3 separate regions of the Mus musculus genome follow, and all the other regions are linked to region 1. A link is a loop called in an ENCODE intact Hi-C map of the cell type or tissue named here. Cell type or tissue: heart. All regions are shown on one strand.

Region 1 (2,500 bases):
CCCCCCCCCCCGCTGCTGCACTCTGGTGATACGTGGCCTTGGTGTCTCAGAAGATAGACTTTAGTTAGAAGTCAGAACTTGGAAGAAAGCTAGCAGTAGCTAAGCAAGTTGCAGCAGCCTGGGGTCAGTGTTTGCAGTGCTCCTACCACCCAAGCAAGCTGCAGAGCACCCCCCGCCCTCTGCCAGGCAGGCCCGGCACGCTCGGGAACGCTGCTCTCCCGGCCTCTCTCCATTACTGTTGCAGACATGGGTTTTATTTGTGTTTGGCGTGCATGTTTGGGTAGTCTCCTTTACTTGACCTTATGTCGGTCAGGTTCACTGCTGTCACTGGAGACGGATCCTTTTCTTTGTTGTGTAGTATTGTGTTGCAGAACTCTGTGTGGTGTATTTATTTTGGGACATTGTCGTTGAGTTTTTATGTTCTGACTGGGATAACTAATGCTGTTTGGAACCTTCCCGTGCATGTCATGGCAGACTCTAGCCTGCATGCTTACTGCTCTGGGAGTGGACCCAGCAACTATGGGGATAATAGGCTGGACATCCCATAATCTCTGTAGACCTTGGGGCGCATTGATGCCTTATCTTGCTCCCAAGTCACCCTAGGAGTTCCCTCCCCTTTTCTAGCTTCTCAGAACTGGGAAGCAGGCGAGCCTCGATGCCTGGACCCCAGGCAGATGCTTCCCAGTGGCTGCCTGCTCACCCAGGTGCTGCCTAATCTGCTGCCACCACTGTGTGTCTCTTATGTTATCAGGAAGCAGAAAACTTGGTGGCCACAGTGGTCCCCACCCACCTGGCTGCTGCTGTGCCTGAAGTGGCAGTTTACCTGAAGGAGGCTGTGGGGAACTCCACACGAATTGACTATGGCACAGGTATCTGCTGCTGAGGGCTCTGGGTGATGGGGACCTTGCTGCTTTCTTCATGTTGCCTGAGCTGCTTTCTCTATGCTCCACACAGTCTTGGGGGGTCTCTGAGAAAGCAACAGTTTGTCAGGCCCCTGAGAAGTAGGGAGGGGTGTGTGTGTGTGTGTGTGTGTGTGTGTGTGTGTGTGTGTGTGTGTGTATGTGTAGGGTGTATGGGTGTATGGGTGTGGGAATGTATGGGTTTCAGCAGTGTTGTTGGGAGGGATAGTGACTGCTGGCTCTATCTTATGCCACCAGGTGGTGCTATTGCCACAGGCACGACACTGCTGAGAGTTGGTTTCTGTTCTTGGTGAAGCTGGCTTCTATTTAGATGCCTCATCACTCTAGAGATAGTTTATTGAGCACTTACTAAGGGCAGATGCCTAGAGAAGAAAAACCTTTGATAGCCCACTCTCTCCTCACCTCTCTTGTCTCTCAGCCATTTTCTTTGTGCTGATGATCTTTGGCTCTGTCATCCATTTTGGCTAAGCTGTTGCAGGGACTTTAAAGAGACGTGGTCTCTAGGTTGAGATAGCCTCCATAGTCCAGGAGACCCATTGTGATAAGGGCTTCCTTTCCTCTTTTCACTAAAGTAGGCATTTGAGAGATGTGCTGTCTCCCGCTTGGTTGGGAAGGAGAGCTAGAGGGCGCACGAGTGTCAGCAAGCCCTGGGGAAGGCGTGCCTGGAGGCAGAGCCTTGGAGAACTTTGTCCTCTGTTCCTCTTGCTGCTGACAACAGTTCTGAGACTCTGGGATATGGGGAGCTTTGATTAATGCCCAACTAGGAAAAGAGTTCTGGGGCATGGGGTAGCCTGGCTGTCATTTGGAAATTTATTTATTTATTTATTTTAGCTTAGTTTCATTTGTTTATTTGTTTATTTATTTATTATAAGTGAGGGCCTCTTTAGGGGTGGTTGTGAGCCACCATGTGGTTGCTGGGATTTGAACTCAGGGCCTCTGGAAGAACAGTCAGTGCTCTTAACCGCTGAGCCATCTCTCCAGAACCCCATTCGGAAATTTATAGGTGACCATAATTGAGCGTGTGTGCATCCATATCTGGCAGCTGTCTGGTCTGCAGAGGTCGCTTGAAACACCTGGCTGCACCTCCCTCCAGTTGTCTTACTACATAAGGAACAGGATCTAGGGTCTAGCCAGTGCTCTGTGCAGAGCTGACTGCTGCTGGGTATGACTAGGAGAGGAGGGTCCTCCTCCCTCGTGATCCCTCATCAGGGCTCACGCAAGCTCTTAGCATGGCTGTTCACATCCATCTGGTCAGAGCCGCCTTCTGTGCCCTCTGCTGGAGGCACACTGACTACTTACTGTGGCCTTTGTGTGCTGTTGCTTCTGGCTAAAATGATTTCCTACTCTCCTTTGTGCTGGCCACCTCCCGTTCCTCTTTTATTTTAAACATTATTTCCTTAGGAGAAAACCTTGAACTCTGAAATTAGGGTCCCCCTAGGATGTGCCTCAGTTACCCACTTGTCTCCCAAATAGCTAAACTCAAAGTAGTAACTATATATTTAATATTTAATGTCTGTGGTCTCTGACTAATCATGAGCTCTTTGAGGCAAGGACTCATTTGTTACTGGGATCCAGCATGG
Region 2 (2,500 bases), 160 kb after region 1:
GGACCTGGTGATACTCTTAGGGCGCTAGGCCCGGGGTGCTGGAGCCAGGAGTGACCATTTACTACCCTCAAGTCACTCCCAGAGGTGCAGGCATGCCTGAGACCCACTTCATGGATGGGAACATTGTGGCTTTGAGAGCTTGTGGTTGTTTAGGGACCCAGAGCTGAGAAACATGACCTGGGCTTAAATCCAGGCCTCTGTGGCCAGTGTCCTAAACTGGATTCTACCTCCAGAGAGAAGTCATGATGGGATCCTGGCCCTGTCCTGGCTGGCCGGCTTCTCTTTATCTACGGCCAAGCATGAGTTCGGGGCAGAGTGTTGAGGCACAAGGGGAAATTCTATAAACCGTAGAGTCTATCAGACCTCTCCAAAATCTACTGTATGACCAGGGGCCTCCTGGAAGACCCATACAGCCTTTTAGAACGATCCATAAAAGGACTCCAGGGGTGCATATCGCTGGCCTTTCCCATGGCAGGTGACTTAGAAGGGTCCAGTGTGCCTAGCATGGCCTACCCATGCAAAACTGAGCTGGGGCAGCTTCTAGGCCCCTTTCTGTTCATTTTGTGAGGTGATTGCTTTTCTGGGGTCACTGGCTTGTGTAAGCCCCTCCACTCTCAGTGAAGCTCTGCCCCGCTATTTGTTTGTCTTTGCCCCTCTCCTGGCCTCCGGGCGCCACCGACAGGATTTGTCTCCATTCCATGCCGCAACCTCTCCAGGCCAAAGCCATCTTCTCTCCCGTGGCTGTGCATCCGAGGACGCCTCGGCCCTGTGCAGCAGCGGGGCTTCGTCCTGGCCGGCCCTTAGCTGGGGACAGAGGCCGTTTTGTCCTTGCTTTGGAGAAGGGATGGAGGCTTCATCCTCAGTGGCTGCCTGCTCGCGCCTGGCTGGAGGAGAGATGAGAGCAGGCTGCAGGGCTGCAGGCAGCGGCTTTCAGAACAAACAGAATTTTTTTTTGCAACTAGAGGGGGAAGCACAGAGCTAAAAATAAAACGAAAAGATCAGTATCTGTCAGTCTGACAGCTGATTGGCTGCTCGGAGATGCATATAATTACCAGCAACTGGCGCTGGGTAGGCAAAGCCCGGAGAAACTGCTGAGATGAGGTTAGGATTTAACCTTTAAATTCTGGAGCCACCGGAAAGCTAGGGGAGACAACCGGCGTCGGTGCTAATGAGGCTGGGGGCGGGGGCCGGGGGCACCGAGTCGGGGTCAGGTCCCCGGGCTCCCCCGAAGGCCCGGGGAACCCTCAGCCCGCGCCTCCGCCATCAGACTGGGAGTGCCTCTGATTGGGCGGCTCGGGGGCGGTGGGCCTTCTCTCCGCCCAGCTGGGGGTGGTGTCTTCCGGGAAGTTGAGGGGTCGCACCTGGGAGGGAGGGGGAACTATCCGGTGCTCTAGGGGTTCCAGGCCTCTCCTCGACTGACCCTGTCCTCACCCACATTCCTCCATCTCTCTGCCTAGTACTAATAGGATTTGGCTTTGGTTTTGCTGCCCACCCCTTCAGCTCCTCCATCCCAACTCCTACCCCTGGTCCCTAGTCCCTTCCTTCCAGATCTGGACAGGCCTCACGCAGGCTGGTCCTAGGTTTCTCTAGAGATAGACCAAAGCTGCAGGACTAGAGGGGTGCTGCTGTCCTCCCTGAACCTCAGTTTCTTCATATGTAAAATGGGGGTGGTGATGGTAGAACCTGTTCTATGTCTTCACAGGTGACAGGGATTTTGCAAGCAGTGGTTCCCCTTGATTATCCAACCCAAGGTCTCCCCATGAGTGAGCTCATGTAAGGGTCTGCCCTGACCCACAGTGAGCTCCTGGGTGCCTCCAGCAGTTTCTGCTACCCTCTGTCTCCCCTGCCCCTCCTCTGAGCATCTTCTCTGGAAAGTATCTCCTGCCCCAGCCCTCCTGCTGCAGCCTCTGGGTTCCTGACTCACAATCAGACTGTATGCCCAAGGAGGACAGGAACCACAAAAGCCCATAGCCCTTACAAGGAAATATCAAATTCCTTGCTCTGTGGTTTAAGAAGCCAGACAGAGGCAGGGATCTCGGGCAGCTATAGGCCTGAAACACGCAGATGTCTCATCTGATAGGCAGCCAGCCATCCTCAGCCCTGTGGGGCTGGGGCTTCTTATACAACACCCAGGAGATGCCACCCTTGGGCTGGGAAGATGCAAAGTGCCTGGGGGGCGGGGCGGGGGGAGGAAGGAGTAGCTCACACTGGAACTGGCTCCTGACTGTGATCACCCCACAAAGATCTCTGCAGTCCCTACAACACCCCTAGCAAGTGTTGTTGTTATTGGCAATCTATGATGGGGAAACTGAGGCAAGGAACTGAGCAAGGCTTGAGAGTGCTCAGACCGGAGCCACCCAGGCCTCCTCTCCCAGGCCGTGGGATGAAGATGGAAGGGAGTCTGAGAGATAGAGAAGGTGCTGGAATAGCTAACCTGAGACCTTCCAAGCCCAGTGAGCCAGGGGGGTCTTGGTTGAACAGCTTCTCCGTGACTTCCAGT
Region 3 (2,500 bases), 170 kb after region 1:
ACAGGGTAGGGGCCTGGGCCAGTCGCTCTCGCTCTCGAACTCAAGTTTCCTTCAAGACTCCAGGAGGCTGTGTGCCTCAGGGCTCTCGGCTCTCTCGGCACTTGCTAACATCTTCCTGTGTCTCCATGGTGCATCCTGGGACTCTAGGTGTATACAGATGTGCTGACCTCTCCCAGAGGACCAGCCAGTCTGGAGCCGGGTGGCTACCCTGGCTGCAGGAGAGTGTCCACCAGGATGCTGTGGAGTGTATCCCGTTGGTGGACCTTCGGTGTCTTCAGGTGACCCTCAGTGTATTGATCTGTTCCTGAATCCCCTGCCTCCCACCTCCACACACTAGGTTGCTGTTTTGTATTTATGCACACACATGGAAGGTAAGGCCAGCCTGGTCCTCAGGCCCTGTTTTTGAGACAGGATCTCTCCCTGGGACCTGAAGGTCCACAATTAGGCCCAACTGGTGGGCCTCTCATCTACCCCTAGAATTACAGTAGAATGCTACCAGGCTTGGGTCTCTGATGTTGGTGTTAGGGCTCCAGGTCCAACTCTGGTCTCCGGTGTAGCAAAGGCTTTGCTGGCAGAACCTTGCCCAGGCCCTGAGTTACTCTGTATTGAAGAAACTTGGCCATGTGGTTCCCAGCTCAAACCTCTGGCCTTCACTTCATAAGGTGAAAGGTGGGGGTGGGGAGTTAGAGGTGTACTCTCCACCTGGGGATCACCACAGAAGATGTCAATCTTATTCTGTCCTAAGCTCCCTAAAGTGATCACCTCTGGATACGCGGAAGCCCTCCGAACTTAGTGGGAACCACTTCCACCAGTTCAGGCAGAGCACTATAATTGGGGAAGTGCGGTGGGTCCCCGCACCCCCTCTACTACACCGCCCAGGGCCAGCTCTGGAAACTTTTGAGTGAGTTTCTGGCAGACAGATTGACGACTTGTTGATCCAGGTCAGTCACCTGACCGGGTCACCAGAGCCTGGGAAGGCCCCTGGCAGCTACGACTTCCCTCCCCGGGGCCATGGGCTCCAGCGGCTGGGAGCGAAGGGGTTAAGCGTTTCTGGCGGCCGCCTGCTGTCTGCGGTAGTTCCCCCCTTTCCCGGCTGCTGCTGCAGGGGTTGGTTGGAGAAGAATGTTTGTTATGCGGAGCCGGGAGGGAAGGAGGACCGGAGTAGGGGGGCAATACAGTGGGGGCCGGCAGGCCTTAAGGCCGGGCTCCCCCAGGTTGAGCAATAGCCCCAGGGTTCCAGTAACTTCGACCCCCCACACCCATCCCCCCCATCAGCTCTCCTCACTGCCTCCACCTCGGGCTTTTGAGGCTCCAAAGTTTAGGCTTCTAAGGGAGGCAGAGGCCACCCCAGCAGAATAGGCACAGCCCACCTAGGTGTTGCGGGGCCACAGCCGTGGGCAGGGCCTTGTTGGTTCTCTTGGCTCCGGGCTGCTACCCACGTCGGTGCGCAGAGGTCACCGTCCCCTGCCAGGATGCTCAGAGCCTCCACAGGATAATCTCTACACAGCCCAGGTTCTCAGGAGCAGGGAGGCTCCCGCTGGGCTAACCGTCCCAATTTCCTTCCCTTGAAGGTGTGGAGAATCGCCTAGCACCCTGTTCCTTGCCTCTGGGACAGTGAGGGGAAGCAAGGGAGGCCAGTCGGGCTAACTTAGGAAGTTTCTGGTTTTTTCTTTCCTCCCTTCCTCTGGTATTTCTTTCCAGCCAAGATCTTGTTAGGTACCAAATATTCACCCGCAGGCCAATGGGCCTCAGGCTCATTTCTTTCTCCTAGCCTCATGGCTCTTCTGGTGAGAGTCCTCCTACACTTCGGGGGAGGGGCCGCCCCTCTGTCAACAGCCCAACTCCATCTCCAGTACTTTGAGGCTCACTAGCCTTCGCACCTCCAGCCCAGCCTGAGTTTCCTTATCTGCACAGTGGACTCCAGGAGGTGGGTGCTGGCACTGCCAGAAATGCTAGACCACTTTCCTCTTCTGGCGAGTGGCGGGGGGGGGGGGGGGGGGGGCAGGGATAGGGGTGGATGGAGTTGGGGGATGTGTCTGCTCAGGTGCCCACATCCCTGCAGAAACGCACAGCTGACCTGTCTTTTGGGTCACAAGCCCTCTAGTGCTGAGGTGGAAGTTCCCTTGAGAGTCAAAGCCCTGTGTAGGTCCGGAGGTAGGAAAGAGAGACTTGACTCTGTCGACAAAAAAAGGATGTGTAGCTCAGCGGCCTCTCATACATTTCTCCTGCGGTCAGTTTTCATTTGGCCCTCACTCTATAGACAAGGGATCCTCCTGCCTCTGCCTTCCTAGTGCTGGGATTAAAGGCACAGGTACGAGCCACCAGACTCCAGTTGGGTGCAAGTGTTTTATACGTTTGGTCTACTCTAATCAAACATCACACTGTAGGGGAGGCGTATTACACTACTTGCTTAGAAAACAGAAAGGTTAATGACTCTCCTAAGGTCACACAGCTTGAAGAGACCCTCCAGAGACCCCAGTGCTTGGGTCGCCTTGGGCTT

The links. Hi-C counts contacts between places; a loop is a spot of excess contacts. Peaks named below come from ENCODE experiments on the same cell type or tissue, not always from the same donor. Only the 100,000 strongest peaks of a DNase experiment are listed, where the experiment ranks them.
Region 2: it touches region 1 in a loop (3-fold over the local background); 5 of 42 quality-filtered maps call a loop at or near these places.
Region 3: it touches region 1 in a loop (2.4-fold over the local background); 6 of 42 quality-filtered maps call a loop at or near these places.

Annotation. Positions count from the first base shown.
Region 1 is chr2:30,434,813-30,437,312 of GRCm38, forward strand. It overlaps Ptpa (protein phosphatase 2 protein activator), which reads left to right. Exons shown (of 10, transcript NM_138748.5): 5 at 752-869. Among named protein-coding and RNA genes, the nearest start is that of Ptpa, 20 kb to the left of the region's middle. In heart, CTCF peaks have their summits at 1,195 (motif pointing right) and 1,500; DNase peaks (open chromatin) are centred at 816, 1,149, 1,539 and 2,159; H3K27ac peaks cover 498 bases.
Region 2 is chr2:30,593,974-30,596,473 of GRCm38, forward strand. It overlaps Cstad (CSA-conditional, T cell activation-dependent protein), which reads left to right and starts at 1,071. Exons shown (of 2, transcript NM_030137.2): 1 at 1,071-1,101. The coding sequence starts at 1,097. In heart, a CTCF peak has its summit at 948; DNase peaks (open chromatin) are centred at 138, 998 and 1,288; H3K4me3 peaks cover 1,789 bases; H3K27ac peaks cover 2,500 bases.
Region 3 is chr2:30,604,056-30,606,555 of GRCm38, forward strand. All of the region lies in intron 1 of Cstad (CSA-conditional, T cell activation-dependent protein), which reads left to right. Among named protein-coding and RNA genes, the nearest start is that of Cstad, 10 kb to the left of the region's middle. In heart, no CTCF peak of the experiment used is centred here; DNase peaks (open chromatin) are centred at 1,046, 1,526 and 1,846; H3K4me3 peaks cover 984 bases; H3K27ac peaks cover 2,500 bases.